Linked DNA regions of Mus musculus: all the other regions are linked to region 1. Evidence: chromatin loops called from intact Hi-C (ENCODE). Cell type or tissue: heart. All regions are shown on one strand.

What was found. Hi-C counts contacts between places; a loop is a spot of excess contacts. Peaks named below come from ENCODE experiments on the same cell type or tissue, not always from the same donor. Only the 100,000 strongest peaks of a DNase experiment are listed, where the experiment ranks them.
Region 2: a loop joins it to region 1, with 6 times the contacts of the local background. A loop is called at or near these places in 8 of 42 quality-filtered maps.
Region 3: a loop joins it to region 1, with 7 times the contacts of the local background. A loop is called at or near these places in 16 of 42 quality-filtered maps.
Region 4: a loop joins it to region 1, with 2.6 times the contacts of the local background. A loop is called at or near these places in 2 of 42 quality-filtered maps.
Region 5: it touches region 1 in a loop (7-fold over the local background); 23 of 42 quality-filtered maps call a loop at or near these places.

The regions. Positions count from the first base shown.
Region 1 is chr10:34,034,275-34,039,274 of GRCm38, forward strand. It overlaps Trappc3l (trafficking protein particle complex 3 like), which reads left to right and starts at 3,323. Exons shown (of 7, transcript NM_001162937.1): 1 at 3,323-3,414. Calhm4 (calcium homeostasis modulator family member 4) reads right to left here. Exons shown (of 2, transcript NM_001081165.1): 2 at 4,510-5,000. In heart, a CTCF peak has its summit at 2,499 (motif pointing right); no DNase peak of the experiment used is centred here.
Region 2 is chr10:34,231,373-34,236,372 of GRCm38, forward strand. It overlaps Gm26564 (a long non-coding RNA gene), which reads right to left. Exons shown (of 5, transcript XR_871568.2): 2 at 2,035-2,201; 3 at 1-31. Among named protein-coding and RNA genes, the nearest start is that of Dse, 27 kb to the left of the region's middle. In heart, a CTCF peak has its summit at 2,946; no DNase peak of the experiment used is centred here.
Region 3 is chr10:34,094,203-34,099,202 of GRCm38, forward strand. It overlaps Trappc3l (trafficking protein particle complex 3 like), which reads left to right. Exons shown (of 7, transcript NM_001162937.1): 5 at 4,562-4,747. It overlaps Calhm5 (calcium homeostasis modulator family member 5), which reads right to left and starts at 2,317. Exons shown (of 2, transcript NM_178908.3): 1 at 1,696-2,317. The coding sequence starts at 2,235. In heart, a CTCF peak has its summit at 2,459 (motif pointing left); a DNase peak (open chromatin) is centred at 2,429; H3K4me3 peaks cover 1,268 bases; H3K27ac peaks cover 1,195 bases.
Region 4 is chr10:34,416,065-34,421,064 of GRCm38, forward strand. It overlaps Nt5dc1 (5'-nucleotidase domain containing 1), which reads right to left and starts at 2,487. Exons shown (of 12, transcript NM_176968.5): 1 at 2,297-2,487. The coding sequence starts at 2,389. In heart, no CTCF peak of the experiment used is centred here; a DNase peak (open chromatin) is centred at 2,517; H3K4me3 peaks cover 1,625 bases; H3K27ac peaks cover 1,293 bases.
Region 5 is chr10:34,325,727-34,330,726 of GRCm38, forward strand. All of the region lies in intron 6 of Nt5dc1 (5'-nucleotidase domain containing 1), which reads right to left. Among named protein-coding and RNA genes, the nearest start is that of Gm26564, 31 kb to the left of the region's middle. In heart, CTCF peaks have their summits at 1,200 (motif pointing left) and 2,731 (motif pointing left); no DNase peak of the experiment used is centred here.

The DNA of each region.
Region 1 (5,000 bases):
TTTTTGCTTTGGGGGACAGAAGAACGATGCTTTGGGCTTTATCTTCAAGGGGGAAAAACTCTTCTCGAGGAATTTCAGTTACTTTCCTAAATAAATACGCTTGTTTCTTAAGTGACTTCAAATAAAAGAATGGCAGCGTAGTCTTTCCAATAGCAAGCCCACTTGATGTATGAAACTTATATGCTCCATAAAGTCCCACAGAAATTGAGAATCTTGAGAATCCTTGAAAAATGACAGCCAAGGGTTACACAGTGAAACCCTGACTCGAAAAACAAAACAAAACCAACAACAAATTATATATATATATATATATATATATATATATATATATATATATATATATATATATATATATATATATATTTGCTGGCTGTGGTGGTGCATGCCTTTAATCCCAGCAGTTGGGAGGCAGAGGCAAGTGGATCTCTTTGAGTTTGAGATCAGCCTGAGCTACAGAGTGAGTTATAGAAGTAGAAGGCTACACAGAGGAAACTGTGTCTCAAAAAACCAAAGGGAATAAAAAAGAACCATATATGATGAAATTGGATTTATAATATACAGTTCTGTTAATGCTAACTACCTTTTAAATTATATTTGTAGCCTTAAAATGAAGCCTACAGGTCCAGAGTGATATATTTCCACAATGCCAGTACTGAGTCAGATGAGGCAGGAGAATCATTAATTCAGTATAAGTCTGAGCTATACAGTGAATCCTAGTCTGAAAAGAGACAGAGAGATGGAAAGAGAAGTATCTATGGATCCAATAAAGTTAATATGAGCTCTTATTTTTGCAGTTCTTGTCCCCTTAAAGTTGGACTACATTGTATTTTATTTACAAACTATTATAGAGATAGATAATATATAAATGATTGACAGAAAGATAGATAATTGATAGGTAGAAAGATGATAGTTCAAAGAGCAACAGTTTTGCCTAAACTGGTCAAGGGAAGATACAATCTTGTACTAGACACACCCTTGAAGAGGTCTTGGATTCCTAAACTCTTGAGATGAGTTGGTATGTGCCACCATCATACCACACAATCACCACTATAATAAATTTCTATAGACTCTGTGGTTTTAAGAAATGCAAATTTGTCATCTTGTAATTCATAAAAACTATATAGAATCCTTACTAGTCTGACACAGTTCTCTGTAGGTCAAAATAAAGATGTCGGCAGGGCTGTGTTCCTTCTGCCGGCTCTCAGAAAGAGTCTACGTCTTTGCCTGTTTGTAGAGGATGCCCACATACTTTAGCTCATGGCCCTGTTTGTCAGGGATGATGGACACTCAGTAATGACTCTTTCTTCTCCTGTCTGGCAATACCAAATTGAAATATTTCCTCCAGATTACAGGATCCACAAGACTCGGAGTTTAAGCAATTCAAGGATCCCAGGAAACCTCTAAACTTACCTGATTCACAAGACCTCTCCTACCCAAAAGTTACATAAGCAGTAAAGATGGTGCAGAAAGATCCAGGGGTGGAGGCTCTGTGAGTCGTCACCCATGTGGACCGGGGCTTTAGGGTGATGCACTTCCTATGAGCAACCCCTCACCTATAATCCTATGAGCAGTTCCAATAAATTCCTTGGCTTGCCAAGTTGAACTTGGTAGAATTTTTTGGTCTGTTTATTGTTACTGCCCTGTCTGTGTTGAGCGGACATAGTTTGTGATTCCTTGAGAGTAGCCCAACATTTTCCCTGACTGATTCCTCCTGTGGAGAAATGACTCGAGACTCTACAGGACTTGATCTCCTCATCTAAAAGTACTCGTGTCAAATCTTCCAAGTGTCTTTCCCATCAAAATAACACTGATGAATTACAAGGACTAGAGTCTTGGAATATAAACCCCGTGGCATGTAAGTGTGTCTGTCCATATGTTTAATTTTGAAGGAGATTTATTCAATATAGATTTTCGCAGAACTACTCTTCAAATAAGTCTGTGTTCCAAGTAGGAGTTCACTCAACAACTCTTACAACTTAATCATTCTTTCCTGTCTCATACAAAGGAAAATTAAAGTTCCAGAGAGGCTGACATTCATAAGGTCATATGAGTAATGAGTGACAGTGCTTCTCTGAACTCCATGTTAACCCTTCATAACTATGGCCTTCTGAAAGAAACAAGATTATAGTGCTGTCCTGGACCTTTCATGTGTGTGTGTGTGTGTGTGTGTGTGTGTGTGTGTGTGAGAGAGAGAGCGAGAGAGAGAGAGAGAGAGAGAGAGAGAGAGGTGGGAGGGAGGGAGGGAGGGAGGGAGGGTGGGAGAGGAAGAGGGAGAGAAAAAGAGAACCTGAGACTCCAGGACAGGGGTGGTGGTAATTCTGAAAGTGTTTTTTTCAAGTTGGAAATATTTGCGTAGATTTACTGATGGAGCATTTCAAACCCCTCATGTTGCTGTTTTAAATGTCTTAATGTTTGGAATGCTTCAGACTTCATATCTTTGTAATGCTCCATATGTACTGCAGTCACCCACTACAGATAGTGCACATACTCATAGAAACCACTAGGTGGCAACAGAGGAAACCATACATGAAAGCTGCAGTCTCCCTAGATGCTGAGATTAAAGAAGATTCATCATTCTTGGAGTTTAGAACAGCCAAATGAGTTCCACTAAGGACGATGCAGTTCACCCGTTTAGAACCACCGTGCGCTATTCCATCCAGGGTCACATCTGTAGACATGTTAACTTCCAGTTCACACAACCAGTTTTAAACCTGCCTGTTTCCCAAGCCTGGCACTCTGCTCTTTCTTGATCGCATACTAATACTTGGTATGCTGCATGTTGAACCTAAAATTGTGTCTATGCATTTGTGGCTTTTTGAGCTAGAAAACATATTTGTACTCTGCATTCAGAATGCCGTTAATTAGTTATATGATTTAAAAATGTAAAGGTCTGTTTGTGTTTGCCTTTTAGTACAAACTAGATGCGAAAGAACAGTAAGCCCACGCTGTTGTTTCTTTTTTCTTTTTCTTTTAAAAAAAAGAGTGCAAGAGAAAGTGATATAGATCTCATTGGACTGGAGTTGCATGTGGTTAGAAACTACCAGGTGTGGGTGCTGGCAAAAGAATGCAGATCCTCGGGAAAAGCAACAAGCGCTATTAAACCCTGAGCCCCCACATGGCTGTTTCTAATTGCAGTCATTACCTTAAATTTTTAAACAAAAACACAGCTGGAATGAGTACAGAATCAAGGAGAATGATGAAGCATAAGTAAGGTCTGTGCAATTCAGCTTTGCTAGAGTAAAGGAGTCAGAAACAGCCAGAGCTAAGCTTTGGGTTTATTTTTCTCCTGGGAAGGCGGTGGTCTGAATCCTGGTGGAGTAGTGGAGCAGACAAAGGAGAAGTCAGCGAGTCTATCTCTGCCAAGCCACAGAAATTGATGTGCCAGCCAAAAGAACTTGGCAGCAAAAATACAAGGTAGGTGTTAGCGCATATAATTGATTTTAATTATATGCTTTATAATTACCTAAACCCATTAAGCATAAAGGAGAGGAAGGCCATGTTCTTTTTTTTTTTTTTTTTTTTTTTTTTTTTTTTTTTTTTTTTCCCATTTTTTATTAGGGATTTAGCTCATTTACATTTCCAATGCTATACCAAAAGTCCCCCTTACCCACCCACCCCCACTCCCCTACCCACCCACTCCCCCCCTTTGGCCCTGGCGTTCCCCTGTACCGGGGCACACAAAGTCTGCGTGTCCAATGGGCCTCTCTTTCCAGTGATGGCCGACTAGGCCATCTTTTGATACATATGCAGCTAGAGTCAAGAGCTCAGGGGTACTGGTTAGTTCATAATGTTGTTCCACCTATAGGGTTGCAGATCCCTTTAGCTCCTTGGGTACTTTCTCTAGCTCCTCCATTGGGAGCCCTGTGATCCATCCATTAGCTGACTGTGAGCATCCACTTCTGTGTTTGCTAGGCCCCGGCATAGTCTCACAAGAGACAGCTACATCTGGGTCCTTTCGATAAAATCTTGCTAGTATATGCAATGGTGTCAGCGTTTGGATGCTGATTATGGGGTGGATCCCTGGATATGGCAGTCTCTACATGGTCCATCCTTTCATCTCAGCTCCAAACTTTGTTTCTGTAACTCCTTCCATGGGTGTTTTGTTCCCACTTCTAAGGAGGGGCATAGTGTCCACACTTCAGTCTTCATTTTTCTTGAGTTTCATGTGTTTAGGAAATTGTATCTTATATCGTGGGTATCCTAGGTTTTGGGCTAGTATCCACTTATCAGTGAGTACATATTGTGTGAGTTCCTTTGTGATTGTGTTACCTCACTCAGGATGATGCTCTCCAGGTCCATCCATTTGGCTAGGAATTTCATAAATTCATTCTTTTTAATAGCTGAGTAGTACTCCATTGTGTAGATGTACCACATTTTCTGTATCCATTCCTCTGTTGAGGGGCATCTGGGTTCTTTCCAGTTTCTGGCTATTATAAATAAGGCTGAAAGGCCATGTTCTTAATGAAAAAAATTTACCCAGCTAGCTGCTGAACAAAAGAATACATGAAAAGAGGGTGGGGTATCGATTTATTTCATTTGAAATAGATGATACACAATGCAATAAAATATCAAGTATATATGCTATTATTCATGCATTCATATAGATGCTAGGAATTCCTCAGAACCATGTAAATCAGGAATTCCCCATCTCCTTTACCAAAAAGTCATGGCCACGATTAACTGGCTCAGAAGGTAAGCTTTCTCTGTTTGAGTTTGTTGAGGAGAGGGCTTCAGAAGCCGTCAGAGGCTGTTTCCTATTGTTAAGTCCTAAGCAACTATTAATCTTCCTGGTGATGTAACACTATAACTTCATACATTCTTTGATTGTGCTGTTAATTGAAAACCTTATTGAAAAGTCTCTTTGTGGTGAAGGTCCTGAAAACTAATAAACCAATTCCGAGTTTGGTGAGGATGATTCATTTACTAGTAAGTCAGCACAGACGAAATTATAAAACTCTTGGCTCAGTAGAGACAAAGAACTCTCAGCCTCATGGGAATTT
Region 2 (5,000 bases), 200 kb after region 1:
ATTCCACTATAGACTCTGAGTCAGCAGAAGCCTGTTCAAGAGACATGTTTTCTGGTAACATAAACACACACACACACACACACACACACACACATTATAATATAAAATACATATTATATAATTTATATATACAAAAAATTATAAAAATATAACATATAATTATAAAGTATAATATATTACAAGATATACATTATATTATTATATATTATGTATAAGATATATATCCATATACTTGAACTTTCTAAAACAGAGTTTTATTTTACAGTATAATTAAATATAAACATAACACAATTCTTCCCATATCCTAAAGCATTGATGTTTGATTATATGTACACAGTAAACACACTAAAATGTGAAGTGCAAATCCAAAAGTGACACTTGTAACTAATGATTTTTAAAGTTTACAGGGGGTGTTCATTTAGACTGGCCCTGTACTTAGTCCCAGCAGACCAGAATAAATAAAGCCAAATAACCGCCCATGCTAAGTTGCTGAAGGATCACATTGGGAATTTAAGGAAGCAAGTAGATCCTTAAACAGATGGGGTTTACCCAAAACCAGATTCATAGCAACCAACCAGAAAGAGTCTTCCTACTGGTATAGAGTAATGAGGTCCCCAGTGCTATGACCTTCATGACTTCAGGGAGCCTAATCCTAGCCTATTTGTTTCTTTTAAAATATAATTATAATGATTCATTGCTCCCACCTTACAAAAACCAAGCATTTAGTCATGACCACTGAACAACATTCCATGTTAAAGAATGAGGTAGTACTCCTGTCTGGACTCACAAAAATACTGATTAAACTAAACTTGGTCAAAATAATGACTTCTGACAGTGCAAGCAAGCAGAAGCAAAGAATGCAATCACTTTCCCTAAGAGGGACATCTTCTTGTGATACCTGGGCAGTGTGTGCATGAAGGGAGCAAAGGGAATGACCTCAGAGAGAAAAATGAAGACCAATTCTAGGGGTGCAGGAATGGTTGATTTTCTCTGCCAACTAATTAAATGGCAGGAAGGAAGTGTTACTAGAAATGTTGGGGTCTCCCAGGAGAGCCATTGTATGATACCTCAAACTCTGAGGTCCCTCATTAGGGTTCTTGGTCCCATTAATACAAGATTTCAAGAACAGACATAAACTGAAGCATGAGGGCAATTTATTAGAATTTAAAAGGAAAACCCCAAGACCGGCAAGCTAGAAATCTCACAGCTGCCTGGAAGGGAGAGGGAGGAAGGGGAAGGGAAGGGACAAAAGCTCAGAGGAAAAGAGAATGCTACAGGAATGTCATCCCCCAGTGGCTTGAAGCCACTAAACAGAGAGGGGCTTTAGAGAAAGAATAAGGACCCCGAACTCTAGCTAAACAATTTAAAGGCATACCTGCATTCTGTTCAGCTCCCAAAAGAAAAAGACAGAGGAGAGGGAAACATAACAGTAACAACTCTAAAGGGTGGGTAGACAGAGCCAAACTCCAAGTTGGCTCTGAGGGGCTGCACTGGGAGGTGAGAGTTCCAGGACGGCAAAGTACCCGCCTTCTAGGTGCTGCATGAATGAAAAGGGGGGTCGGAGGTAGAATACAAAAGGAAGATATGTGAAGAACCAGCTGGTCTCCATCTTAGGCTAAAAAGCCACCTTATGGTAACAACAAACTAGGTTCATTCCTGTTCATGATTAAACCTCTGTTTCTTAAGCATTGGGCTATGCCTCACCTGTAACCCTAACTATAAGTGGTTCTCTTCTGCCTGTTCTAGGAAGGGCAATGGTGTCAAAAAGTTAATAACTGTTTGCAACACTACCTTTGTTTCAAAAGGGTTGTTATGGCTACCATCTTATGACCACCTGTTGCTGAGGCCTTGCAATCCTGTCTTTGGTTTAGGCGGTCATTATGACTAACTTGGTATGTTTACGTTCTGCTCCTATAACCATATCTATTTTGCCCAACAAATCTCCTTGTCTTAGGGTTCCCATTGCTGTGAAGAGATACCATGCCTGACCAAGGCAGCTCTTATAAGGACAGCATTTAATCGGGGCTGGCTTACAGGTTCAGAGGTTCAGTCCATTATCATCATAGCCTGAAGCATGGCAGCATCCAGGCAGACTTGGGGCTGGAAGAGTTGAAAGTTCTGCATCTTGATTCAAAGGCAACCAGGAGAGACTGGCATCCTCAGGCAGCTAGGAGGGAGCTCTCTTCCGAAAAGGGTGGAACCTGAGCACAGGAGGAGACCTTCAAAGCCCACCCTCAGATGGTACACTTCTTACAACAAAGCCACACCTCCTAACAGTACCACTTCCTATAGACAATTTCCACACCCCCATTGGGAAAACCCCTATTCCTGAGCTATAAAAACTTTGTCTTCCACACATGCAGACCTTGCAAACCCCACCTTATGGGGAGGCAGCCTGTGTACATGAATAAAACAGCTTTAATGGGTTGTTTAATTAATTTGGCCCTGATGATTTGTATTTCTCCTCCCATCTTTGGGATTAACATATAACTACTTCTAGTGTGGTGGAGGAGAAGTTTATTTTAGATATGAGGGAGAGCATAGCCAGAAGCAGGGCCATCCCAGAGGCCAGAGTGAACATGAGCCTGGCTATGGCAGAAGAAGGGAGACAGGAAAGGGGAGATCAGGAGACCAAGAGGCAAAGAGGTCAAAAGGTGAAAGGGTTAAAAGGGGTAAAGGAACCAGCATAGCAAAACTGGCTGAATTGCATAGGGAAGAGCCACTGGGGGAAGGGCTGCCCAGCCCCTCAGCTGGAATGTTCATGGTAGTGGGTGGGGTACTGCTGGCAAGGAGCACCCTGGACCACAAAGGGACTGAGGGATTCTGGAAGAACCTGGTAGCCAGGGTTTGCTTTGATATGATAAATAGGCACCTGAGCCATTTGTTCCTGGTGCCTTAGTCAGGTCTCTGACATTACCATCGTGGATTAACCCTAAGTGAAGAGACAAGGGCCTGTCTCCACCTAGAGGTAGCTAGCATTCTTAACAAATTGCCTTTAATTTACTGGAAAGTAGCAGTGAGAGATTTGTGTGTGTGTGTGTGTGTGTGTGTGTGTGTGTGTGTGTGTGTGTGAAACAGGGTTTCTTTGAATAGCTCTAGCTGTCCTGGAACTCCCTCTGTAGACCAGAGTGGCCTTGAACTCATAGAGATGCACAGATCTCTGCCTCCCTGGTTCTGGGATTAAAGACGTTCTTTTCATCTGTTGATGAGACCACCTGCTACCTCCATGTAAAGGGAAGGTTGAAAAGCCTAGCTGTACATCCAGCAGACAACCATGTGGTAGGATGAGACTATGACATCACTAAGATTGCCCTCAACAGTATTAGAATCTACTAGTGGTGGCAAATGTGCAAACAGATTACAACAATGATTACTAAATAAAAGAAGACACATTAATTTAAGGCAGCTGCAATACATTGTAAAGGGGAAGGAAGTATCTATAAATTGCGTGATCTTACTTAAGAAGCAAAGAATAAAGTAATGTAGTCACAGTGATATGTGCAAATTTATAGAACGATATGTTTATAAACTAAAATAGCATGCATCTCTAAGAATACTTGTCTGGTTTCTGTGGGAGAGGATGCTCTTAGCCCTGATTCAACTTAATGTGCCAGGGCCCGTGGGGGCAGGGAAGAGAGGGGTGGAAAGAAAAGGGGGAAGAGGGCTGCAATCAGGATGTGAAGTGAATAAATAAATATATTAATGAAAGAAGAGAATACTTTTATAAATTGAATGAGAAAAGATACAGGGTTGAGTACAAAAAGAACATAGCTTAATTGGTTTTCTGCTTTAGTAGACACTGGAATTATTAAAGATTTTTAACATTCCAGAACCTCTCTCTCCTCATTTGTGAACTAGAAATTGTGTATATCATTAATCCAGATGCAACAGTTGCCAAAGGAAACAAACAAACAAACAAACAAAATGGTGATAACTAAAGGAAATCTCTGCAAAGCAAGGGGAAGCAAGAAGCAGCCTGCAAAGGTCTCCACGGCAACCCAAAACAGCCACTTTCTGACGTTTCCCCACTTCAAGCAGAAAGAGACCTGCAGACAGAATGGTGAATTTCTATCAACTTTTGGCAGGCATAGAGTTCTATTCCCTCCCCCTGAGTCCACCCCTCTACTCGGTTTGACAGCTCTCCCCTGATTGGTTTTGCCTTTCACTTTATTTGCAGTAACCACACTCATTGCGCAGCACCACCATTTCCTCTGTGTAGTTTCAGAGTTTCCTTGGCTACTGAGCCAGGGCTGCTGCAGAGACAAGAGAGGCAGCAGAGGAAGAAGACTTCAACCCCAGCAGCTCCCTGCTGCTGCTCTCCTTGGAGAAGCCTAAAGAGTCAGCACTCAGATGCCAGCTGGCTTGCTGATTAGAGGAGGAAGCCCAGTTGCCTTCAAGATTCACTAAGGACAGGCATGACTGAGGCTCCCTCCACCTGAGCTGGCTGGAGCAGCCTCCAGGACTCACAGGTTGCTGTAAACTGAAGAACATGTTCCTGATTCCTCCAAGACTTCCACCTTGGTTGAGCTGAAAGGAATCCGAGCCTATGGCTGCTTTTAGCCTCTGAGACCTACCACATCTGAGACTATTAGTTCAAGACCCATCAGCTTGTGCCCTGGTCATGACTCCATCCTTTGAGATCTACTGGTCACAGGAGATCTACTATGCAAGCAGCTGTTCTTGTTACCACCCCAAAGTGCTCAAATAGCTTTTGTGCTGTATCCCTTCTCAGAGCAGAATGCTACTCCAAGATGTGGCAGCTCTCTGGCATCCTACTGTTATTAAGAGTTCAAACTTGTTTATTTGTGGGCAATGCATTTAAAGTTTCATCCAGAGGAAAGGGAGGCAACCTGTCAGGGTTTCTACTCCTGCACAAAACATCATGACCAAGAAACAAATTGGGGAGGAAAAGGTTTATTCAGCTTATACTTCCACATTGCTGTTGATCACCAAAAGAAGTCAGAACTGGAACTCAAGCAGGTCAGGAAGCAGGAGCTGAT
Region 3 (5,000 bases), 60 kb after region 1:
TATCTCTAAATAACTCCCCACAATAGGTGCTATTGTCCCCTTTTATGAGAAAATTGGGGTTCAGAGTTCTATATCACACAGCTGGGGAGTGGCAGCATCAGGATTCAACACCAGCTGACTCCATGACTGAGCTCTTTCCACTACTCCATCCACCTTCCTTAAGAGCAGAGATTCATCCAGCTGGGTTTCATGTTGCTCTGCCCCACCCATGAATGAATGCACTTTTCCACCTCCGCCCACATGCCCAATTATTGTTTTGGACTGTTTGATGCCTCCTGCTGTCTGAACCTCATCGTCAGCACCTGCTATTGCTATACCTCCCTTCAGTCACATCTCTTGGGCATCCTCCTGTAGGTCCTTCTCATTCTACTAGAGTTATCAACAGGTCTTTGTGTTCGATCTAAGCTATGCCTGGGTGTGCATGCTTTTTTTTGAGTTTATATTTAAAGAGGAGCTTACACAGTGAAGAGTGTTGGGGATTGGCATCGGTTGAATGGAGCTGGTGCCTACAGAGGTAAGCCATGTGTCATCCACACTATCATAACATTAGTAATGAATACCTTCCTTCAACAAAAGATGGAAGGCACTCAGAGGAGCCTGACATGTTCCATCTAACCTATGCTTTATGAACTAAACAAAGGAGTTTATTTAGGGAAACTCTTTGATTTAATAGCTTATGGAGAATATAACCTTACTAGTAACCATCCTATATTGTAGAAGCCAACTTTGCTTTAATGTGTTTGCTGTAAGGGCAAGCCCTTGCAAAAACAGTAAAATTAGTATGTGCCTGTGCATTTATCCAGAAACCAACACTATTCCTGAGAAAGGATGGCTCTTTTAATTTACTCCTACCTCTTTTGGCCCCCGAAATAAGAAATGAGCTTCACTGCAAGGCTAGGCTAGGACTAGGCACCTGGATCTGTGTTCAAATACTTGGCAAGGTAACAAGTTCCTTCATTGTATTGATTAGTTGAAGCTGGAAATTACTGCCCACAAGGAAAACAATTCTCCAAATTCTGAGCTTCTAAAGTAGCATGAGAATTGACTTAGTCATACAGCACAGAGAGCAAAAGCCATAAACTGCCCCAGGGAATGTGGTCACACTTTACCAAAGACCATTTAAAGACTGATCAGTCCCATCTTATTCGGGGAACTCTCAATCTTGACAGCACTCATGCATAGAAATACCAGTTACCACTGTGGTTACTCAAGGAAATCTCTATGCTAATTATACCCCAAGAGACTTTGAAAAGTGGTCACTGATTTGGCTCAGCTCTATTTCAGTGGATGAATAAGATGTGTCTGTGTTTTCTGAGACATCGGCTTGAAAATAAATAATTGATAGGAGACAGTAGTGCTTAATTACAGCTCAGGTTTAGCACTCAGTGGATGACATTGTGTTCTGCATTATTTAGAGTCAACCCAGAGAGAGAGAGAGAGTTTTGAGCACTTAAGTATTTACATATGCATAACCCAGAGGATATTTTCTCTTTGGAAATGGAGACTACACAATCCAATCAGCAATTTTACTGAGCCATCTTGTCCCTAAAAAGCTTTTCCTGAGATTCTCTTAATGCTACATCATGTTCCAATTTCCACTTAGTGTCAAAAGTATCCTGGCAAGACTCAGACTCTGACGGATGAAAGGAAGCCAGAGAAGTTCCCACTAGGAGCAAAAGGCATGTTTGTCCTTACCTGAGACTGGGCCTGCAGGGATAGCCTCACTTCTTCACTCTCCATAGCGGCCATGCTACTTTTACCACAGGAGACTTTGTGCAGTTCTTCCCAGCACTCTTTGGGCTTGCCCTTGCAAATCATCTCCAGGAGCCTTGTGCTTCTTGTCCCGCTCATAGCACATTCATAAAACGTCCCATTAAGCAAAGCCACAGAGAGCCACATCACCGGAGCCACCAGTGAACTCAGTATGATATGGCCCAGGACGTAGAAGAAGCGGCAGCAGCGTCTCCTGGGAAATATTTTTTTTGGGTTCATACAGCAGCCAGTGAAGAGTCTCCATGCCTTGTTATTCAGAAAGAAGCCAAGGATCAGTAACACCCAGGCAGGGGCGAAGAGAAAAACCAGCCCATAGGCAGTATTCTCAACGCTGCAGGGGCACTTAAATGCCACCAGCGAGAAGAGACGTTCGCTACCCACGGTGAGCAAAGCCATGAAGCTGTAGCCAATAGCAGTTTTTTGGTTAAGAAAGAATTTTAAGATGCTCTGAAAGGCATCCATGTTGGAGACACACACACACACACACACACACACGCGAAGAGGGAAAGACGTTTGCCTTGGTTTTAGCACAGCAACTGTGGCTGAGGCTGAGGGTGGAGCTCTTTCAAAACAGCAATCCTGCTCAGTCTGCATCGAGCCAGATAAGGAAACAATGTCATTCCCCAGGAATGCTTTATTTCCCAACAACGTTCAGATAATGCCTCCTACTGGTGGTTGCTGACACTTGAGGGTAGCCAAAGAAGCTGAAAAGTAAACGCAAGTTCCTTTTAATAGTCTTTGCACGTGCTTTTGATTCCAAATCGAAAATGCTCATACAAATTATAAGTATAGAAATTGTCCAGTGGGGGGCTCAGTGCTTCTAGAAATGTGTTTCAGCCACTGACTGGTAGCCAAAGCCAGTCTCCAGACCCAGTGTTTCATGATCGGTTTCTTCTCTTGCTCTGTGCCCTAAGATTTAGTAGACAGGAGTTCTGACTTCCTAAAAGGGTTTTCTTCATTAGAGACCTGAAACATATGGGGTGGGGTTTTTAGAATTTGTGTGAGAAGTCTAATAACTACAGGGGCTTTAGAGAAAAGGAGGCATCCTCGTTTCTCTTCATGTAACGTCTTGATTCACATCATGATAGGTTTTGTTTTTCTTTTTCTTTTTGGTGGGAGGGGAAGTCACAAAGAAAATCTTTCTAAAACAGATGCCAAACCTGAGTTAGGATATCTTCGGGGCTCCAAACCACCCACCACTTGGTCATATGGACCATCGCTGAACCTCGGCATGGTGTTTCATACCAGAACATGTTTCACTCTGTTCACTTAGCAAATGCTAGCTGACTCCAGGTTGTTTTCTAGGACTGAACATAGTGTCACGTGTAGATTAGAAACTCACTCAGAAGTTTGATTTGCAGGTAGCTACTGAATTTGCAACGTAGTAGGATTGTTCAAGATAGGCAGTCCTCCTGTCTATTCAATCAACCAATGAGCACATGAATGAACATTTTTGTACTTCACATTATAAATGATTTAAGAAAATTGCTTCCATTTCTCTCCTACACTGCTCTTAATTTAAACATTAAGTTAATTCACACCTCTGAATGACGGCAGCACATCCAGTTGTCAGATTTCCATGAATAAGTGTAAGAAGCTTCGCCTAGGTGTTTTGTGAAAGGCCTTGGATTAGGAGTCAAGCAAGTAAAAGGCTACAGTCTTTGCTGTTATATTCGTGCTTCTCTAAAGAGCAGATTATACATTTGTGAGAGTTATGGCTTAGAAGAAATAGAGGGGCCAGCAAGATGGCTGTATGGGTAAAGGTGTTTTTCTCTAAGCCTGACTACCTGACCACTAGCCTCAAACCCACACAGTACAAGGGGAGACCCAGCTTCTAGTTGTTCTCTGACCTTATGCCATCCACACAGGCATAGACAAGCTAGCAAGCAAACAAATGTGAAATAATGTTTCAAAACGAAGTGAGTCCTAAACTGCTTAAGCACAGCTTGAAAACAAACGAAGAAAAAGGAGAGTGAAGGAGGCTAAGGTTTCTTGTTTCTAGGTTGTAGGGACTTTTGAGCCCTGTACCACAACAGCCACTTTTGAAAACTCAATTATCACACATTAATGTTGTCCCCACCACTTTCTCTTGCTCCTCCTCGAAGAGTTGACGTCTACAGTATGATTATGATAATTTTGTATGTTCAAAAACATGTTCTGGGGCCTAGACTGCCCAAAGCATACCCTCCTTAGACCAGTGATCCCCTGTCGTGGAACATGTGCCCAGGGTCACTTTAACTCTAAATTCTATGTTTTACTATGATCCGTGTGGCATATTTCATGCTGCTGTGTTGATGATTAATGATATTTTTGATTCTCAACATCCTAAAGCCTATGTGTTTTCTATGAGGGTTACTGGAAATCATTTTGTTTGTCTGTTTGGATTGCTTTAGTTTGACTTGGTTTGGTTTTTGAGACAACGACCTCTGTGTAACAGACCTGACTCCTGGAACTCTGTAGACCAGGCTGGCCTTGAAGTCACAGAAATCTACCTGCCTTTGCCTCCCAAAGGCTGGGGTGTGCGACCATGTCTGGCTAGAAATAATATATTTTACAAACTGTATTGTTCCACGAACATCAGCACTTTAGGATAGTCTATAAAAATAAAAAAAAAATAATTTAAAAGCCGCACATGGCATAAGGTCAGTAAACTGCAAAGATAACTGTGAGCCCAGACATCCTGACTGCCTGCTCAGCTTGGCAAGCTCACCACTGCTGTGATGCTATTGGCTTGTCTGAATAAGCTTCTGTTGAGACTAAGTGCTATAATTTTCTTTCTGTTTATCAGGTTGCTTTTAAGATGTACTTGGGAATTACACCAAGTGTGACCTGCCACAATTCAAGCAGAAATGAATTTTCCCTGATTCTACACAAGAATCCTCTGGCAGAGTTCGTCGAAGAGCTGCCTGCTGGGCGATCTGCACTGTGCTACTGCAATTTGCTCTGTGGGATCATCAGAGGGGCCCTGGAGATGGTAAAGCATGCGTTTCATCATGGCTTGCATGTTAGCCATCCAGAGCTGCCCTCAATGTGTAACAACTTCAAATGAATGCACAGTCTCTAAAGGTGGGAAATCCTAGACCAAGTAAGGCTTGTTACTACACGCCAGTGATCTCAGCGACCTGGGAGGTAAGGTAGGAGGGTCAGGATTGTAAGGCCAAGGCCAAGTCTGTGCTGTAGAAATTGAATTCAGCCTCATCCTGGGAAATTCAGTAAGATCCTATATT
Region 4 (5,000 bases), 380 kb after region 1:
AGAATAGGATATGCCCAACTCGCAGAAGAGAGAGGAAAGGGAAGCTACTTGAAGGGCTGTGCAAAGAGAGAAAGAGAACTGGGAGAGTTTTACAGAGACAGGTTGCAGAGAGAGAACAAGCTAGACACAGGTGAACACAGAACACGTTAGAGAATGAGAAGGAGCCAGCTAAGAACATACTGCCAAAGTTAGTCTGAGGCCAGGCAGGGCATTCAGTTAGAGGCCTAGAGAAAGGCCAGATGGAAGCAGTCGGTTTGGAGAGGAGTTTTGAGCCAGAACAGTTAAGTTGAACCAGCCAGCTAAAGCTCAGAAAGAGCTAGAAAGCAGTAAGTCTCAGAGACTAAACCTTCTAGGCCTCGATAAGATTGTACATAGGCTAGAACCTTCCAAGACTAGGCCTAGACTAGCAGATGAAGCCAACAATGACGTGAGGGGAGCAAAAGCTACTTTTACATACATACACCATACCAAAAAGGGGGAAAAAAAGTGACTGTGTCATCATATTCAGTTAATTCCAACCACATCGTAAATCACTAAGCCCAGTATGCTCAAGACATAGAAAACACTGTTTTCTGTAACTCAGAAGACAGAGGCTCTCGGGGGCTGGGGGTGGGGGAGTCCAAAGAGTAACTAGAATATATAAAGCTTCTGCTGAGCATTTGGAGAAGTAAGGTTTAAAGAAATTGTAAGTGGTGACACAAAAGGCTTCCTAGGAGGGAAGAGAAGGACGGCGGTGGGAGGGTGATTTCATAATTTAAGTACTTAAGATGAGACCCCACATGATGAAGAGACACTGAATGGAAGGGAAGAGACCCTCCCTCCGGGACAGGCAATAGCAAGCCTTGGCAAATACTCCTCTCCCCCATAAGAATGCAAAAGAACTTTACATCGTCTTTCTGGTAACAGGTTGCTAACCACAGAGAGGCTCCTACTTGTGTGTGGTTGATGTGTGTCCCTAACTATGTCCTGGTGTTCAGCACTCGGTGAGACTTAGGATTTCTATACCAAGCATAACCAAGATTCACCAGGGTATCGTTTTCAGCCTTTAATCAGCACTGCGATTCAAAACTTGCAGTAGAGTATCTTCTGAATCTTCTATCCTAAAATGTGTATGCTCACACACGCACAAAACTGGCTTTTTAACATGACAGAGGTTAAACAACATTCTCCATGAACGACAGTGAATACAGATGAAGGGCATAAGATGAACCAGACTGGAATCTGAACGCCGTGGAAGGAAAGAAATTAGCACCCAGAGAACACTCTGAAAGAGTAGCCAAAGGACCAAGACTTAAATGTCTTTAAACTATGAGAAAGGAAATGAGATCTGTGCAACTGGCAAGCAAAACAGAGCCCCAGCAGGGACACACACCTTTTTTTTTTTTTAAAGCATCTGTATGCTTGAAAACACACCGGAGTGATTCAGGAGCCTCATTTTTGATTTTGGAGAATCTGACCAACTGGGGCACTGACAGGACTACACTGACTGTGGTCTGCACTAGTGATGTGGTGGGTGCTAACCGTAATAGCAAACAATCGGCTGCACACTTAATCCTCGAAAGGTTAATTGAGAAGGAACCCAGATTATTTGCCCAGTGTCACAGGGCTAGGCACTTGGTGCCAGGGTCCCGAACCAGGGACTTTGACTGCAGAGTCCTGCTTAGACTTCTCACTGTGATATTCTTAATTCTTTAGTTTCTTGTGAACCCAAAGGGTCAGAGAAAGCAGGGCGATTAAGATGAGGGTATAAGCCTACAAATAAAGCAATCTAATCCCCTCATATTCTGGGTAGATTCTGTTGAGATTACAACTTTATTTAAAACGCACAGATCAAGTAGTACGTGCACAATAAATGCTTGTTTTCTTCTCTTGGTAAAGACAAAAGGAGGTCTAAGATGTTAACGACTTCTCCCAGTGTTTCTCACAATACTATTTATTATACAGTCTCTCCCTGTATGAAATACTTAAACTCTGACAGGTGATTACTTGGGTGTGCAAAAGGAAAGATGCAGCCATGTTTTCTTGAAGTTCAAAACAAGTGGCTGTACCCACTCAGCTGGTGCCCAGAGGAGTTGGAAAAAATAATAGGGCCTGGGATCAACAAATGACACACAAAGCCCCTGACCCCGCTTTTTCAGGGTTCTACAAGTCGGCTTCCCGGCTCGGTCTTGCGCTATCTTCTGCCCCTGGCTTCCTCCTCAAGACCGCAGAACCCCTGAAAGTACACTTCCGCCCAGCGGCCGGGGACCTACGACACTCTACACAGCCGCCTTTAGAGGCTGTCCGTGCCACTCACCCGGGCGCTCTCGGGCAGGTTGTAGCGGCACAGCGTGTGGTCGAGATCGAAGCCGACCACGTCGCAGGCGCCCAGGGAGAAGTGCTGAGCCATGGCAGGGCAGCGGCGGGTAACGCAGACCGGAAGGCCGGTAGAGCATGCGAGAAGTTGCCGGGACTCTACAAGCGTAACTCGCAGGCAGGACGCGGAGCGGGGCGGGGCTTGACGGGGCGGGGCTTGACGGGGCGGAGCTTGGCGGGGCGGAGGCTTATATAAGACAGACGGGCGGGGCGTGGTCTGGTCGGGAGGAGCTAGTCAAGTAGGGCGGGTTCTGAGCACACTCCCGCGTCTCCAAGTCAGTGGCCTGTCTGCCTCCTGGATCGCCCCAGTTTTGCTGGCTGGTTCAGGCCAGTTCCACGGCTTGCTTCCAGCTAGTACAGTGCAGCAGGAGCTAAAATGCTCAACTAGGACCCTGCTAGCCAATGTCCTTAATGTAGCTTAAGGTTTCACAGAATTAGTGGGAATTCTCGTTCATTTTTCAGGCGCCACACTACTAAATGATACCAGTGAAACCTCATCCCTTGAGGCTTGAGTGTGGGAGCAGTGTGTGAGAAAATTATGAGCACAAATAACTGTTGGACCCTGTGATGGTTTGTATATTCTTGGACTAGGGAGTGACACCATTTGGAGGTGTGGCCTTGTTGGAATAGGTGTGACCAGGTTGGAATAGGTGTGTCACTGTGGGCGTGGGCATAAGATCCTCACCCTAGTTGCCTGGAAGTCAGTCTTCCACTAGCAGCCTTTGGATGAAGACATAGAACGCTCAGCTCTGCCTGCACCATGCCTGCCTGGATGCTGCCATGCTCCCACCTTGATGATAATGGACTGAACCTCTGTACCTGTAAGCCAGCCCCAATTAAATGTTGTTTTTTATAAGACTTGCCTTGGTCATGGTGTCTGTTCACAGCAGTAAAACTCTGACTAATACAGACCCCTTTAGCATACAGTTTGGTAAGTGGACTTTGAAAGTTGAATCAACAGCTTTATTACTCTATAGTTTGGTAATAAGACATGAAAGACATTCCTGGCATCATTTCAGCCATTGGAATGCATTAAAAAATATATTACGTATTATGGAAGACCACCTTACCAAAAACACCAAGGCTGGTTGTATTAGTCAGGGTTCTCTAAAGACACAGAACTTATGGAATGAGTTCTCTATATATTAAAGGAATGTATTGTGATGACTTATAGTCTGTAGTTCAACTCACCGAGCATTGGTCAACTGTTAATAGGAATTCGAAGAGTTTGGTAGTTGCTCCGTCCCGTGAGGCTAGTTGTTTGAACTGGTCTTCTGTAGAAGTAGGTCTTGTGAGACTAGGCTGGGGCCTAGCAAACACAGAAGTGGATGCTCACAGTCAGCTATTGGATGGATCACAAAGCCCCCAATGGAGGAGCTAGAGAACATATCCAAGGAGCTAAAGGGATCTACAACCCTATAGGTGGAACAACAATATGAACTAACCAGTACCCCGGAGCTCTTGACTCTAGCTGCATATGTATCAAAAGATGGCCTAGTCGGCCATCACTGGAAAGAGAGGCCTATTGGACACGCAAACTTTATATGCCCCAGTACAGGGGAATGCCAGGGCCCAAAAATGGGAATGGGTGGGTAGGGAAGTGTGTGTGTGTGGGGGGTATGGGGGATAGCATTCTAAATGTAATTGAGGAAAATACGTAGTAATAAAAAATATTAATAAAAAAGAAAAAGAAAAAGAGTGAATCTTCCTTCTTCCAATGTCCCTGGGTAGGCTTCTATGAGAAAGTGTGGCTCAGATTAAAGGTGCATACCACCATGCCTGGATCTAGGACTTGCTTTGTCCCAGGCTGACCTTGAATCCAGATATCACCTTGCCTCAGTCTCCTGGGATTAAAGGCCTGTACTACCTTGCCTGAGCCTAAGCTTTTCACGGTCATCATGTCTCAAGATCTCCATGACAAGAGCCAGATCAGAAACTTGTGTCTTCCAGCCTCAAAATCTGGATCACAGGTGAGCCCTCCAGTTCTGGATTGTAGTTCATTTCGGATATAGTCAAGCTAACAACCAGGAAATAGCCCATTACACTGGTGGTTATTTGATTATCCTGCTTTTAATTGAGTTTTTCTATGAAGACATCAAAAATGTCATTGATGAATGGAATTCATCAAAAAAAAAAAAAAAGTTTTGTACCCAGAACTTTTGTGAGCAGGCAGTACAGAGTGGTAGGAGTGATGATTTGCCTGATTCAGGATTACACTATTTTAGATTCAGAAAACTCAATACAGTTGGGACAAAGGATGTCAGAACCATTTAACTTTCAGCCTCTGCATGTGAAAAAACAAGTATATTAAGTCTTTTTTTGTCTCATACTTCTCCATTTAAATGAGAAAATACAAATCTTCATACTGTTACTCTAAATTAAAAAAAAAACTTTTCTCTAGTGAGAAAGAGCAATTGAAATGGCATAATGATATAAATAGTTGAGAATTTCACTTAACCCTTACAGATACTAACTCTTAGAAGGTAAATAGACCAAATTAGTTCTGTTAATTATAGTTCAATGGATAGTGCAATTAGTTAGGGTGCTTGCTTATAATACCTAATGGACTCATTTGAAATCACATTGACAACTTTTCTGTTATAATGAGCCTCAAACAAATCTGGAATAGGAACAGGAGAAAGTCC
Region 5 (5,000 bases), 290 kb after region 1:
TCTCAGCAACCACATGGTGGCTCATAACCACCAGTGATGAGATCTGATGCCCTCTTCTGGCATGTCTGAAGGCAGCAACAGTGTACTTATTTATAATAATAAATAAATCTTTGAAAAAGACTATGAAGGCTACACTTTAAAGACTATCAGGACAATATGTCAAAAGAGTCTCTACGTGAAGCAAATAAAAACGAAGCCTGAAACAGTAGCAAATACTGCTTCCTGCCTGCCCATGTCCGTTTCCTTCCTCCTCTTTGCTGGAGAATACTACAATACACGTGAAGTTTCATCCTCCTTTCAGGGACCTTGGATACCCAGTAGAATCTTGGTCTCTCTGTCCACACACACTGATAATTTCCTCCATTTATCAGATAGATGCAGAGAAAGCAGGGTAGGAGTCAGGGACCCTGGAAACCACTGAAAACAGGGTTAAGTTTCTCTGTTCAACTTTGCCATGACAACAAACTCTACTTAAATTTGTATCTGGTACCTTCCGCACAGAGAACAAATCAAGGGTTGAGAAGAGAAATATGAGAGACACTTGGACTCCTGATAACATCAGAGGGTCTCAGGGCAATCCATTTAATTAATAAACCTCTAGATGAAATTTTCTTGTGAAATAAAATCATTTTAGTAGTAGACTATACAGTAAGAAGACCTATTATGAGCAGCATTAAGCATCTTGATGCAGAAAACAATATACCACAAGAACATTGCAACTGCACTAGAACACTGCACAAGACAGAATATGCTGTATTGAGAAACCAATCAGATATCGGAACATCAAGTGTGAAGGCAAAGGTTTTGTTTTGTTTTGTTTTTTAGCATAGTTCTCTTTGTATTTGGTCCCTCAATGACATGTGTGCAGTTTTCTGGGTCACTAATATTTCAGAAGCTACTCAATGAACCTTAAAATTAAAATATATTTTCTGTTCTTCAATGACGAGAAGATTCTGTAAATAATACAAGGCTGTTAAGAGAAAACGTCAAATGCAAATGGCCAAGAGCAAGTATTGGCCTCAAGTACTTAAGTAATTTCAGAGAAGCTTTTACATGCAAGAGTGGCATGAACTTTTGTAACAAATAAACTTTACAGCTGGAAAACAAAGATTTATTATGCATCATGCCAAAAACATTTACAATATTCTCTGTGTTCAGAAATTATTTTTCCTGCGCTATGTGTGCCTACTGCCCTCTAGCGATCAACACGCAGATTGCTATTAAAATTAGTGTTAACATTTACAAGGGATAGAAAAAGCATATACATTTAAATAGCACAATTTAAATTCATTATCTAGGGAAACTTTATTACTAACTTTTAGTAGGTCTAACCCAAGAAGGCAAGTTAACCAGGGGAGATCATTAGTATTGGAGTTACCCTTTCGTATGCCATTGAATGGGACAAACTAAAAAAAGAACGCTGTTTAAACAGATGACAATGGTAAACTCCAAGTTGTGTGTGCAACAAAAGATCATGGACTGACACACCTTGCAACCTTAAATGATGTGTGTGTCTGCACGCGTGCGCCTATGTGGATATGGAAGCCAGAAGATATTTTTCAGCAACATTCACTGGCCTGGAGACTTATAAGTAGACTAGGCTGGTGGCCAGTGAGTCCCTGGGACCCACTTGTCTCTACCTTATCAGTACCATGGTGTGTAGGGTTTAAGGTGTGGGGCGTGGGAATTGAACCCAGTTCATAATGTTTGCAAGACTAGGATTTACCAAGCTATCTTCCTAGACCCCTTAAACTACATTATTCAGATTTAAAAAATTTTAAAGTTTTTTATTTTGTGTGTGTGTCTGTGTGTGTGTGTGTGTGTGTGTGTGTGTGTGTGTGTGTATGTGTCTTCACCCTTATCATGGCACACAAGTGGAGGTCAGAGGACCACAGAGGGGAGCACTCTCCTTCCATAGCTGTGAGTCCCAGGGATGAACTCAGATTGTTAGCATCAGTGACAAAAGCCTGTATGTGCCTAGCCCTCTCTACTGTCCTCCAAACATATTCTTACTAAAGGACAATTACAAAATTGTAAGTTTTCTGTTCGGTGATTTCCCCCAAGAGACTAAACTTTGAAGGCATGAAACACACACACACACACACACACACACACACACACACACACACACACACATATTTTGCTTGGCATGAAGCTGACAATCAATGCATGAATGCTAGATGAGTATAGAAGAAAATACAAGAACATTATGTCTTTATATTCAAAGCAATAACATGACTTGTAGCATGCTGCCGAACTGTGCATAACAGATAATGCCTATATTTGCTATGTGCTGTCAACGTCATTTGTATCTAAAATTCTGGTCTGTATCTATCCTTATAAAATCACACTTAATACGACACCAACAGGTTAACAGTAACTGGATAAGACAGGAAATTCAGATCTGAGGTAGAAAACAACAATCTTGTTTGCTCTGACCTTGCAGAGAAATCTGCATTTTCACTTCCATGCTGAAGGAATTCTACTTTACTGTCACTTTATGGAATTCATTCCCCAGACTTCCCCACCACCCCTCTTAGCTGGTATTTTCTGTGTGAAAATGGAATGAAGAGCAAAATTTCAAAAAGCTGACTTGAAAGAATAAAAGTTTAGCTCTTTTATGTTAAAAACTTGGTTGCTATAGCATTCTGGAAAAACCTGCCAGGGTGGAATGCTGGAACAGTCTGCTGTGGAGAAGTGGCCTGCTGGGATTGGAAGGGTTGGGAGACCTCTCGTGGCCAGAGAAAAGTGGTACAACTTAATACTGAAACTGCTTTAGCTCAACAGACACGTGTGCCACATCAGTAATGCTAACATCCCTGGTCAACAAACACCACTCAGCTATCACCATTGTTCCTGTGATGGGGTAAGAGCTGGCAGAGCTGTGAAGGGTCCTGGGGATGCTGGGATGCCAACACCTCCACCACCAGCCTCCAACCTGTTGCTGCTGCCATTGCAGAACAAAACTGAGGACACTGAAGTTACCAACTCTACCAGTATGTTGGTAAAACGCTAAATACGTTACCTGTGGGCTGTTAAAATATATACGCTGTGGAGATGATCCAAGGAATTATTTTCTGGAAAAAAAAAGCTTGTCTATGAAAGACAGAGATATTTACTGGAGAATGAAAGAGGCAAATTTCTTTTGTGTATTTTATATAGAGCAAAGGATATTATACAGTCTCTCTGTAGTTTGGGCTGCTCTAATGACTCATTGTTCAGTAAACACATATGGATGAATGAGAAAAATTAGTATGCTACATAAAATACTAAAAAAAGGACCCCAAAATTGAAGTAAACAATATAATGAAAAACATGAAATATACTTTTTTTGTTGTTTTGGTTTTTTTGTTTTTTCAAGACAGGGTTTCTCTGTTGTAGCCCTGACTGTCATGGAACTCACTCTGTAGACCAGGCTGTCCTCAAACTCAGAAATCCGCCTGCCTCTGCCTCCCAAGTGCTGGGATTAAAGGCGTGCACCACTACTGCCCAGCCTGAAATATACTTTTAACAATTCTTTATTTATATCTCTGTAATATAATTCACATACTTATGCCTCACCCTGAAGATCTGACACAGCTGGGCTGGGCCACAATAGGGGTATGTTTTGAAGATCTTCAAGTATTTATAAGGTGACATTAGGTTAAGAAAAACTGGTCCAAATATTCACATTCAAAAAATTTTTCTGCAATTGAGGGCATCTTAGTTTTAAAGTATCTTTACTGGCTAAAGTATACCTCTGTTCATGATAAAGGAAACTTGCACATACTAACTGCTGTTTTGTCTTAGTTAGGGTTTTACTTCTGTGAACAGACACCATGACCAAGGCAAGTTTTACAAAAACAACATTTAATTGGGGCTGGCTTACAGGTTCAGAGGTTCAGTCCATTATCATCAAGGTAGGAGCATGGCAGCATCCAGGCAGGCATGGCACAGGCAGAGCTAAGAGTTCTAAGTCTTCATCCAAAGGCTGCTAGTGGAAGACAGACTTCCAAGCAACTAGGGTGAGGGTCTTAAGCCCACACCCATAGTGACATACCTACTCCAACCAGGTCACACCTCCAAATGGTGCCACTCCCTGGCCCAAGAATATACAAACCGTCACATGTTTATTATGCTTTGTATATTTCAGTGAGTGTGCGTGCGTGTGTGTGTGTGGTACAAATAAGAAAGTACAACTTATGGAAACTAGTTTTGAGTTCTTGTGGCCAAATTCAGGTTGTCAGGCTTGGCAGCAAGTGTCTACTCTATTAAACATTGAGCCATCTTACTGGCCCAACTTTTGACTATCTGAAATGTTATTGGGAACAATTATCTTTAAAATGTTTACTCTTATGCAAATTAGCATGATATCTTAGTTGTTCCAATTTGTGATCTATAACTAGTGAATTCATGTAGGGAAAAAGGCTGTCACAAGGTTCCTTTAGAAAAATTATTCCTATGGTTCTAATGAACCGCTGATAAGCCAAGAAGCCTCCTTTCCTTTACAGTTCCAAAGCTACTGTCTTAGTTTTCTTTCTATTGTCCTGATTAAACATTAAGACCAGAAGTTACTTGGAGAGGAAAGGGTTTATTTCATCAGCTCATCTCCCCAGAGAGGGAAGTTATGGCAGAAACTCAATGTAAGAACCTAGAGGCAGGAACTGGAACAGAGGTCACACAAGAAAAGCACAGTTCACTGGTTTACTCTCTGAGGTCATTTGTCACCTTCCTTATACCTCCAGGACCACCTGCCCAAGGGTGGCACTGCCCACAGTGCACTTGCCTTCCCACACCAATCATTTTTTTTATTAGATATTTTCTTTATTTGCATTTCAAATGTTATCCCCTTTCCTATTTTCCTCTCCGAAAATCCCCTATTCTCTCCCACCTCACCCTGCTCCCCAACCCACCCACTCCCACTTCTTGGCCCTGGCATTCCCCTATACTGGGGCATAGAACCTTCACAGGACCAAGGGCCTCTCTTCCCATTGATGACCCACTGGGCCATCCTCTGTTAC